2 separate regions of the Homo sapiens genome follow, and region 2 is linked to region 1. Evidence: read pairs that join two places in POLR2A ChIA-PET (ENCODE). Cell type or tissue: CD4-positive, alpha-beta T cell. All regions are shown on one strand. Each heading gives the region's core, and the rest is flanking DNA. Links, peaks and the distances in the headings are about the cores only.

Evidence for each region. Peaks named below come from ENCODE experiments on the same cell type or tissue, not always from the same donor. Only the 100,000 strongest peaks of a DNase experiment are listed, where the experiment ranks them.
Region 2: POLR2A ChIA-PET joins it to region 1 with 11 read pairs; 3 of 35 experiments call an interaction of 5 or more read pairs at or near these places.

What each region holds. Positions count from the first base shown.
Region 1 is chr7:130,210,798-130,216,180 of GRCh38, reverse strand. It overlaps SSMEM1 (serine rich single-pass membrane protein 1), which reads right to left. Exons shown (of 3, transcript NM_145268.4): 2 at 2,647-2,701; 3 at 1-207. Among named protein-coding and RNA genes, the nearest start is that of SSMEM1, 5.6 kb to the right of the region's middle. In CD4-positive, alpha-beta T cell, for the core only: no CTCF peak of the experiment used is centred there; no DNase peak of the experiment used is centred there.
Region 2 is chr7:130,414,043-130,419,425 of GRCh38, reverse strand. CEP41 (centrosomal protein 41) reads left to right here. Exons shown (of 11, transcript NM_018718.3): 3 at 2,460-2,507. Among named protein-coding and RNA genes, the nearest start is that of CEP41, 24 kb to the left of the region's middle. In CD4-positive, alpha-beta T cell, for the core only: no CTCF peak of the experiment used is centred there; no DNase peak of the experiment used is centred there; H3K27ac peaks cover 1,098 bases.

The DNA of each region.
Region 1 (5,383 bases), core at 384-5,383:
CCGTAGTATCACTGTCATGTTGGTTCTGGTTCACCTCATTGAACTGAGACTGGCGCCTGGCTCGTCTTTGTTCAGGATAGGCATTGACCAAAGCCACTTCTGAGTTGGTTACAGGGGTAAGTTGGTTCTGCTTTGGTTTCTTCATTGTTTGTGAGGGATCCCAGGCACTGTCTTTGCTTTGCCGCTTACAGGAAGTCTCTTTGCTTGCTAACAACCAATGAAACATATCAAGTTAGTAATATTGTTGGTTACTATGAATTCCTATTACTTAAGAAGCCTGTGCACGTGTGAGCTCACTCTTAGTGGCCAGTTGTCAAGCCATTGCTTTTCTCCAGTCACCTGCAAGTGTTGGCAGCTGACTGCATTTTCTAGTACCATATCCCAACTCCTGCAGACCAGAGAGCTTAGATAGATGCTTGACATATCACCATATCACTTTTGAAGTTTTGTGGATGCTAAACATAAGGTCAAAGGAAAAGATCTCTAAACTTTTCCAGGGAAGAACTCTTTTTTCCCTTTGAAAATTGAAGTCTTACAGATTCAAGCAGGTATATGAATGTGATTTGGGGAGCAGGAACTAAGAAGGATCTTTCCTTTACGTAGTGGTGTGAGGAAGTTGGCTTGTACCTGCTCAGAAGAGCTGATAAACTTTCAGGAATTTTGAGAGATGGTTAAACATAGCCATTATTAAAAATTAAATTATACCAACTTACAATAAATTAAGTTACTAAAAATAGAGGTAATACTCAAAACCCATCACTTCCTAATTATCTTACTACATTTGTTTATGCTATGTGCTCTTCTGGTTTTTTATGTCCGTTGTATTTGGATGCTGGAAACTCTATGCTGTTTTTTTGTTTTGTTTTTTTTTGTTTTTGAGATGGAGTCTCGCTCTGTTGCCCAGGCTAGAGTGCAGTGGCACGATCTCGGCTCACTGCAATGTCTGTCTCCCAGGTTCAAGTGATCCTCCTGCCTCAGCCCCCCAGCAGCTGGGATTATAGGCACGTGCCACCATGCACAGCTAATTTTTTTGTATTTTTAGTAGAGACAGGGTTTTGCCATGTTGGCCAGGCTGGTCTCGAACTCCTGACCTCAGGAGATCCACCCTCCTTGGCCACCCAAAGTGCTGAGATTACAGGCGTGAGCCACCACGCCCGGCGGAAATTCTATGTTAAGGGTGCACTACTGCACATCTCCTCCCAACTCCATGTTCAATGACATGAGGTGGATAGCTTAAAATCAGCTTTGGTGGAAGTATTTATACCACGAAAATCAGCAGACACTAAACATCAGGGCTTGATGTATGGCTTTGTTGATTGTCTAGGCTTAAGAAAATGATGGAGAACATGTTACTAATGCAGATTACATATTACATTTCAGTATCATCCCTGTAGCCACTACATTGTGACTAACCCTGCAAAATGAGGAAATATTCTTCCAGTATTTTAGAACTATTATCCATTCCAGCAAAGAAGTCACTCACATCACTGACAACCAAGTTAAGTTCCAACATACATCTATCTTCTGCTTCATTTTCATCTCACTCCTTAACTTAGAGGAAAATAACATTCACGCTGGAACTATACTTGTTCATCAATTGCAGCCATGGTTGGCTAAGGTGCAAGGGTCTGGCAAAAATGAAGGAGAGCGTTTTGTGAGAATCAGTTGTCTATATGAAATTGGCCATAAGGAGTATTGTATATTTTATTATTTTAAATGGTGTGATATATATTTATTTATTTTTATTTATTTATTTATTAAATTTTTAGAGTCAGGGACTCACTGTGCCGCCCAGGCTGGAGTGTAGTGGCATGATTATGCCTCACTGGCAGCCTCGAACTCCTGGGCTCAAGTGATTCTGTTGCCTCAGCCTCCTGAGTAGCTGAGACCGCAGGTGCGAACAACCATGCCAGCTAATTTTCTTTTTTAAAAAGACAGGGTTTTGCTATGTTCTCCAGGCTGATCTTGAACTCCTGGCCTCAAGCAGTTCTCCTGCTTCAGCCTCTGGAGGTGCTGAGATGACGTGCAACCTTTATATCAGTAAAATTTTTAGTAAGCATATGTACACACAGGAGTTTTGGAGAACCAGTTGTTAAACATTTACCAGTGCACCACTGCTTATAGGTTATTGAAAAAGATGTCATAGACAGTTCATAATCCTGTAATAGCACTAACCATGAGGATGTGGGAAGGGCAAGCAATGTGAAGGGAGAGAGCTAAGGAGTGAAAAAAGAACTTGAGTTCCACCTCCCAGTAATTCATAGCTTCTTGCTAAGCAGCTAAACTGTCCCTCTGCACTAGGGAGTCCAAAGCAAAAACTCACCCAACCCCAATGGGCCTCCTCTAGTGTGCAAAGTCTTACAATGCTGTTGGCTGTTCATCTCTGTTTTTTGCTTTCCACACTCAGCACAAATTTCTTTCTTTGTCTTTATTTCATTTTTCTTTTTTTCTTTTTCTTTTCTTTTCTTTTTTTTTTTTTTTTTTTTTTGGTACTGGGTCTCACTATGTTCTCAAGCTGTGGTCTTGAACTGCTTAGCTCAAGCAATCCTCCTGCCTCAGCCTTCTGAGTAGCTGGGACTACAGGCATGCAACACCACACATATTCTTCCCCTCATAGTCCAACACCAAATATGCACTGGTTCTCACCTTTCCTTACTGAAGTACTTGTCCCACTGCCTTCATCCTTTTTATCCTCAGACATCTGTTTCAGAAACATAGGTTAGTAAGAGTGATCTCAGTTGTTTTTTGATAATATGTACTTGTTATAAAACACTATTGCTGAGGCCCATTTATAATGTCTGGTTTTATTTTTTTATTATTTTATTTATTTATTTTTGGAGAGTCTCACTCTGTTGCCCAGGCTGGAGTGCAGTGGCATGATCTCAGCTCACTGCAACCTCTATCTTCCGGGTTCAAGTGATTCTCCTGCCTCGGCCTCCCAAGTAGCTGGGATTACAGGTGCCCGCTACCACGCCCGGCTAATTTTTGTATTTTTAGTAGAGACAGGGTTTCACCATGTTGGCCAGGCTGGTCTTGAACTCCTGACCTCAAGTGATCTGCCCACCTTGGCCTCCGAAAGTGCTGGGATTACAGGTATGAGCCACTGGGCCTGGCCTGACAATGTCTAATTTTAAACATTCAGTTTAAACAAGTACTTACTGAGTTAAATAATAAGCTAATTCAGTATGTATTGAGTTCCTGTTATAGTGATCCTACTTCCACTTCCCATTAAGACTATGCTTTGATAGCAGCATCTACCAAAATGTTTTGGACCAAACAAAATGGAACAGACTTGAGAGAAAATAACACTGACAAGGAGCTATAGCTTATAAAGCTTTCCTGTACCCATTTACATTACAGAGAAGTAGTGTTTTTAAAAAATTTGATAGTACTCAGATTAGTTTAGTTGTTGTTTTTTTGTTTTGTTTTTTTGTTTTTGTTTTTGTTTTTTTTTTGAGACGGAGTCTTGCTCTGTATGCCCAGGCTAGAGTACAATGGTGCGATCTCAGCTCACTGAAATCTCCGCCTCCCAGGTTCAAGTGATTCTCCCGTCTCAGCCTCCCGAGTAGCTGGGATTACCGACATGCACCACCACGCCCGGCTAATTTTGTATTTTTAGTAGAGACAGGGTTTCTCCATGTTGAAAAGGCTGGTCTCGAACTCCTGATCTCAGGTGATCCACCTGCCTCAGCCTCCCAAAGTGCTGGGATTACGGATGTAAGCCACCGCGCCTGGCCCAGATTAGTTTAGTTCTTAAAGGACACTTGATCAGGGTACATTACTGATAGTTCTTTAAGACAGAAGACATCTACCATACACAAAGATCTTTACCGAATTCATGAACTTAATATCTCCTTAATCCCTCCGAAAGTTTCCTCCAAAATGTAATCATGATATATTATTTGTGAATACAGCAACCAAAAGAAATGGATTTCTTTGAATAGTTTCAATTTCAAATATTCTGCCCCCCAATACTCCATAAATATATTTGTCCCATTTTTCAGATTAGTGTCCCACTTTCTAATGCTGAAAGTGATTTTGCCAAAAGACACAGATATAAACCAACTCTTTCAGAAAATAACAAAAACTAGAAATTTTCATTAACACCTTTGACATATAATTCTCTCTCCAGGAATCTATCAGCAAGAAATAACCCTCAGAAGAAAGAAAGCTTTGTCCACAGAAACATTCATCACAGTATAATTAGGATAATAGAAAATTCAAAAGTAGACAATGGTTTAAGTAAATTATGGTACAATTATATAATAAACAGTTGTAAAATTATTATAATAAAAGTATGTCATAACATGAGGAAATAAGTGTGCTACCATACTGGGTTAAACATCAAGATGCAAATTTGTATATACAGCTTGAGCGACAAATTAGCTTAAAATATGAAAAAAAAGACTTTAAGGAGCATATAAAAGTGATAGCTATGGTTGGCTTTAAGTGGTGAAATGGACTTTTTCTCTTCTAATTTTTTCAAATTGTCTACAATTAGGAAAAAAATGAGTTTATGTGGAAGTCCAGTTTCTTTGGGATGAAAAGTGCCATAGTTCGGTATTTATAACTGCAATCTAAGATCCTCAGCTCATTCTTAATATCTGATCTCTGCAATGGTAGGCAAGCATCTTTAATGAGGTGCCTTTTTGTTTTCTGGGTTACAGCAATCATTCTCCAAAAATCTTGAAAGCGGAGTTCACTTTTAAGATACCACTTTCTGGCCAGACACGGTGGCTCATGCCTGTAATCCCAGCACTTTGGGAGGCTGAGGCGGGCAGATCACAAGGTCAGGAGATCGAGACCATCCTGGCTAACACGGTGAAACCCTGTCTCTACTTAAAATACAAAAAAAATTAGCCGGGTGTGGTGGTGGGTGCCTGTAGTCCCAGCTACTCAGGAGGCTGAGGCAGGAGAATGGTGTGAACCTGAGAGGCGGAGCTTGCAGTGAGCAGAGATTGCACCACTGCACTCCAGCTTGGGTGACAGCGAGACTCTGTCTCAAAAAAAAAAAAAAAAAGATACCACTTTATAAAAAATGCTTTTGGAAGAGGCTTAAATATTTTAAATTTAATATGTATCACTTAGGTTATAGAAAAGGAAAAAAATAAATTTAATATATGTAAAGAAAATCAAAATAATTGGAAGTTTATAAACCTAAAAGTTAACAGTAGTTGGTTATTTCTACATAATCTGGAGTGATTTTTATTTTATTTTGTCTTCTGCCCTATAATTTCCACATTTTCTATATAATGTGTACTTTTGTAATAGACAGGAGAAGGTATTTAAAAACACTTATTAGGCTTATATCATTTCCACAGAAAGCTCTCACATTTGATGTCAAATCAAAACATAGCCACAAAATCAAAAGAAAGATTTTGCA
Region 2 (5,383 bases), core at 302-5,301, 200 kb before region 1:
TGCATAGTTAAGATGTAAGCAGTTTACACAGTGGGATAAAAATGCTACTTTTCATACTTTCTCAAACCATTTTTAGGGGTATTTTTGTGTCAGCCATCCTGCTATCTCATTTGTCCAATTAAAGCAAGGAAGAAATCCTCCATTCTCCTTTTTTCCCCATTCTTGGATAGAATGAATGTCTATAGTGAAAAGAACTCATCAGTAGTCCTCTCAGATTTGGTCTGAATTTCACCAAATATTTGTATAATTGCAAAAAACTTGTTTCTCAGCCTTCTCCTTTAGGGGGAAAACAAATAGAGGGCATGATGGCCTACCTCCCTGCATTGTGGTGAGGGTCAGCTGATACAAAATAAAGTGTTAAGTGTAATTACCCTGAAATGTTTGTAATTAATGGAGAAATGAAGTGTAGACACTTTGTTAGTAGAAACCACTGTGGTTTGGAAATGCAGTGTTTCAATAATAAAGACTGGATAAATAAGGTTGTGGTTTGGAAATGCAGTGTTTCAATAATAAAGACTGGATAAATAAGGTTGTGGTTTGGAAATGCAGTGTTTCAATAATAAAGACTGGATAAATAAGGTTGGCTAGTGTTTTCCATTCTTCAGGGAATTTACAACACAAGATGATCCCCACCTCTCACTATTAAGGAAGTAGCATTTCCTACAAATTTACCTCATGATTAATTGTGTTTTTTTACAACAACACAACAAAAAAAGATGTGTTTTTCAGGAGGTTGGAAATGCGAATCCTGGCTTAGTTACTAACTTGCCATGCCACCAGACAAATCAGGTGTTCCTTTTTGTCCCTCATTTTCTGACTAGATTGCCTAAAGCTTCCCTAGCCGAAAGAAACTACCTGCCACGTCAATAACATGCAACTGTGGGTGACTCAGGGACATATAACCTAAAGCTACTGGGTAAAATATTTTAAGAATGAGACTTGGGAAGCTGAACAGCATACTGATTTGCCGTCTTCTTCCGCCATTGTATTGACCAGGCAAGTCCACGCCTGAGTTCAGAGTTGCAGTGGGCAGGAGAGATGTGTGTCCAGGAAGAAATTGTGGCTTCTGCTCTGAAGATCTGGTCACATCTCGGGTCAATTGCAGTTTGAAGAACCTAGGAAAGACTGTATTTGGTTCTAATCTTGGTGATATTTGGGCCTCTTCTAAGAGGTATTCAGTGTCTCTCTTGAGAAGGCTTAGGCCTTCCTGGCAGCCCTGACTGCCTTCATTTCTCTTGGAACTTCCAGGTCCAGGCCTGCTCTGAATCCTCCTTTCTGGTCCTGGATACAGAGAGTGTATGTCTTAACACCAAAAAAAAGAAAAGAAAAGAAAAGAAAACAATGGTGGATTTTTATTCCATGATGAATTCATGGTAAAGATTTAATAATAGCCAATGAAATAAGTTGTTTTTTTGAAAATGTATTTTGGGTTTCAGAGCAAGGATTTTCTTTTTCTGCTTCTGACCCAAACATGAAGAAAAGTTCAGAATAGTCCTTGAAAATGTCAGTTCATGCTACTATTAATTGAAAGCATTTCTTTTATCTGATGTTGGGGCTGCATCTGACTAGATCCTCTCCAGGCTTAAAAAGTTAGGAGCACAGTTTTAGAAATGAGAAATTATTTTGAATGTTTTCCTTTTGCCATACCTTTTAGGTGACAGAAAGAGCTTCCTGCGTTGAATTGAATCAAATCGAAGCATACCCAGTAAAATATAATAGCCCCTGGCTTGACAGCTAGAATTGAGTTGGAAACCAGAAGGTTCCTGGCTGAGTTTTTTAAGTCTGAAAACCTCCAAACCACCTTGGCCAGTACTAGTATTATAGAAACATACTATAAAACATGAGGGCTGGGGCCTCTCTGCAGTTTCAAGAATCTGCTGTTATTTCTCAGCACATCAAATCTATGGTGAATACTAGTGTGTAGACTGTGTAGTCTAGTTCAGACTGCAACGTGAGCATGAACGGTAGAAGAGTAAGTTCAGGAAAGAGAAGGAAACTGTGAAGACAAAGCCGAGAGGAGAGAGTTGCTTGGGTAACCACAAAGGCACATTTTAGACACTCAAAGAACACTGCCTCCTTTTTGCTCCTCTTCTGTGTATCTTCCCCACAAAAAGATCGTCAGCGGGGGCAGGGGAGATAAAAGGAGGAGGAAAGCCTAGACTTGAAAAACAAACTGATAGAAAATGATCATCTGTATCTCCTGGAACTTGTCAATGTTTTGGGGGTATGCATCCCAGCTTAAACACATTCTACCAAAACATTTCCCTCGGCTCTGCAACTTTTAATAACGCTGTATTATCCAAAAGATTTTACTGTGTGTGGCCTGTTTGCTGCTGTCCAGAATCCCCTAAGAACAGGATAGGAAAGCTTAGGGGATACTTTTCCTCCATTCTGTTTCCACAGTGTTACTCATTTGCTTCCATTTAAAGTATATCTAAAACCCCTTATTTTCTTTTTAGGTAACAGTATGACTAAATATACTGAGAAGCTCGAAGAGATTAAGAAAAGTAAGTAACACTCTTGATGGTTTGGGAGAGTGGAAGTCTATAGTTGTTCTATAAATTGGTTCTTAACTAACAATTGTGTTCCACAGGTGACAGGCACAGAGAGCTATGGATGGTCCGATAAGCCTAGCAGGTGCCTCAAGGGCTGTGGGAGATCCTGGGTGCTGTACTGGGCTGCTTCTCAGATTGTGGCCTGTAGGCCTAAATTCTGCCCTATTTCCATCCCATAGGAGACATTAGTGTTGGCCTGCAGAGTCAGATCTGGTGGAATGAGCTCTGCTTAAGCTTCTAGTGTCATTGTACTGCAGTCTTCATGCCCTTCTTCAAGATATTTCATCTTTTCTGTCTTATTTTGTCTCTATTTGAGATAGGGGGTAATAATATCTTCCTTCAGAACATTCTTGTGTGTATAAATGAGAGTATTCATGGAAGACAGGGACGTGAGAACTTAGTGTTATGCATTATCAATTCATTGCAGTCTGTTTTCTTTTAATTAAAAATCATATTTCATCTACATCCTTTTAAAAAACTTATCTGCAAAGATATGTTACCAGTCATTGAGTGCATTGCCCTTGCACAAAATCATAATTTTTCAGTCTGCATCCAAAACTGATGTAAAGTGTATACTTCAAGGCCAGAATTAAGGAAGAAGTAGAAACATCTATTTTCTAAGATGGATTTGCTCATATCTTGAATAAGAGAACCCAGTGCTAGGGGATATTTAGTTAATGGTGGTAAAGAGGTACTCTGATTAATCATAGTTCAGGACTTGGCTCTGGTAATGTACATCTTCTTGGAAGATAAAATTGCACATCCAGAATACATCAGAACATTTTCTTCTTTTACACAGCAGACCTTTTATTTGAAATCAAAGTTCCATTTGAATTGCTGCAATATTGGGAAACCCCAACCAATAGATGTGGACTCAGGAGCTGCTTTATGCTGTGTTTTCATTTGCCATGTTCAGCTATAAGGGCTAATGCTACAAACTTCTTAAAAATATGTAATGCCACAGTATCCTTCTCTTTTCTTCCTGAACATTTTATATTACATAAGTATATGTATTTTAAATATCTATATAAAATATATACTTTTAAACTCTGGAGAAAGATCGCATTTACTCACCTACACTTCATTGTTGCCATCCTTGACTCATCCAAGACAGGCAGAATCCAGCTGGCCTGCTTCTTTTTGGGTTTGTCGTCTCTGTCACCTCTCATCCATTTGCAGCTGAGTGTGAGTTCACATGTCCTCACTAGAAATTTGTCCCATAAAAATGTCCCACTCTGCCCAGGTTGCCATAACCTCACTTAAAACATTTCTTCAAAGTACGATGTGGTTTCTTTAATATCTAAACCTTACGTGGAGGTGATCTCCCAGAACAATACCCTTGGAACAGAACCTTGAAAAATGCTTGCTTCACTTTCCCTCTGTAGGAGTGGAGGGCTTCCTTTTAGTAGAGCAGGAGATTCCTGTTACCCCATTTCACACACTTTGTGCTGATTCCCTGACAGAATTGCTTTAGATTCTGGTTTGGCATCTACATTTTAGAAGATATTTCCTTCTCTTTCCCCATTTTCTGTTGTAAGTATTATTTGGGGTTGAAAGGGAGGAGAATATTCCCTTGTTTCTTGATACCCTAGACCCATCACTTTACTCAGATTACCTTAGATGCCATTTCTTTCTGTGAAACCACAAACCTTGTTCTGTTACTTCCTTTGATTTGTCTTCCACTGTGAACCCAACTTCCCTTTGCTAATAATGCATTTCAACAGAACCCTGAAAATGCAGAAATCCTTTGTAATCTGAATATTCTTTCAACTCTACCTGGGGAAAATAGACACTCTATGTCTATTGACAATTTACAAAGCCCATTCTTGGTTTCTGGTGGTTAGATGACACTAGTTGGACCCAGTGTGAAACATCCTAGATAGTCAGGTCTCTGTCCTTCCAGTAACTCGAGAGAGACAGACTTAGAACCTAGACTTACTGGAGAAGCACACCTTGATAACATATCTGAAACTAGGATTGTCTTCAACACAGAGTTTGGGAGAAGACACATAGCAGAAGCTCCATTCTTAAAGCTCTGTTCGCTCTTGCGAGGACAGACTGACAGAGCCTTCCAAGTCATCCTTTTTATAAAAATTTAAACTTACTGTAGAACATCTAGTTTGATCTTTTATCTCTGAGTAATCATGTCAAAAAGTCCTACTGACGGCTGTCCTTCTAAACCAGAACCAGGTACGTGGAGTTCAGGTTCAAATATGTAGGGGGCTGCTAGTGCTTGTGCAGAAGACAGTAGAAATCCCAATCTTTAGAATAAAGCAGTCTTTTTTTTGTTTGTTTAAATTAATCTTTGTTTAGTTAAAGGAGATTTTAAAGTATACATTTTATGCTTAGAAGCATTTTAAACCTTGTAACCATACCAAAAGAATATCAGTGGATAAATGTCACAGTGCAAACTACTTGAAAGCTGTTGGCTGTTTCCATTTGCTGATTTATTGTTGTTTTGATTTGCATAAACGACTTTTGGTGGGCAAGTTGGTGGCAATCAAAAGGAACACTGTAGTTATTTGGTTGTACTTTGTAAAGCCTCAGCTCGGCCTATTTGGGTCTGCATCCCGGCAGGTTTTAGAAGTTCCACTGCATATAGGTTTGTTACCTTGTTGTATCCAGAAGCAGCATCTCTAAGCATTTCCTAGAAGTAATGGTCTGTTATTAGCCAAATTGCTCTCTTTAAGACATTTTAGAACAGAGAAGTTTAATTCCCTATTTTTAAAAAGCCTTGATATATTTACAGAAGGCTAGTTTTTAAAGTAGTATCATTTCCCGACTCTGAGTCTTAAGGTCTGTGCTGGTTTTTGGAAAATTCATGAAAG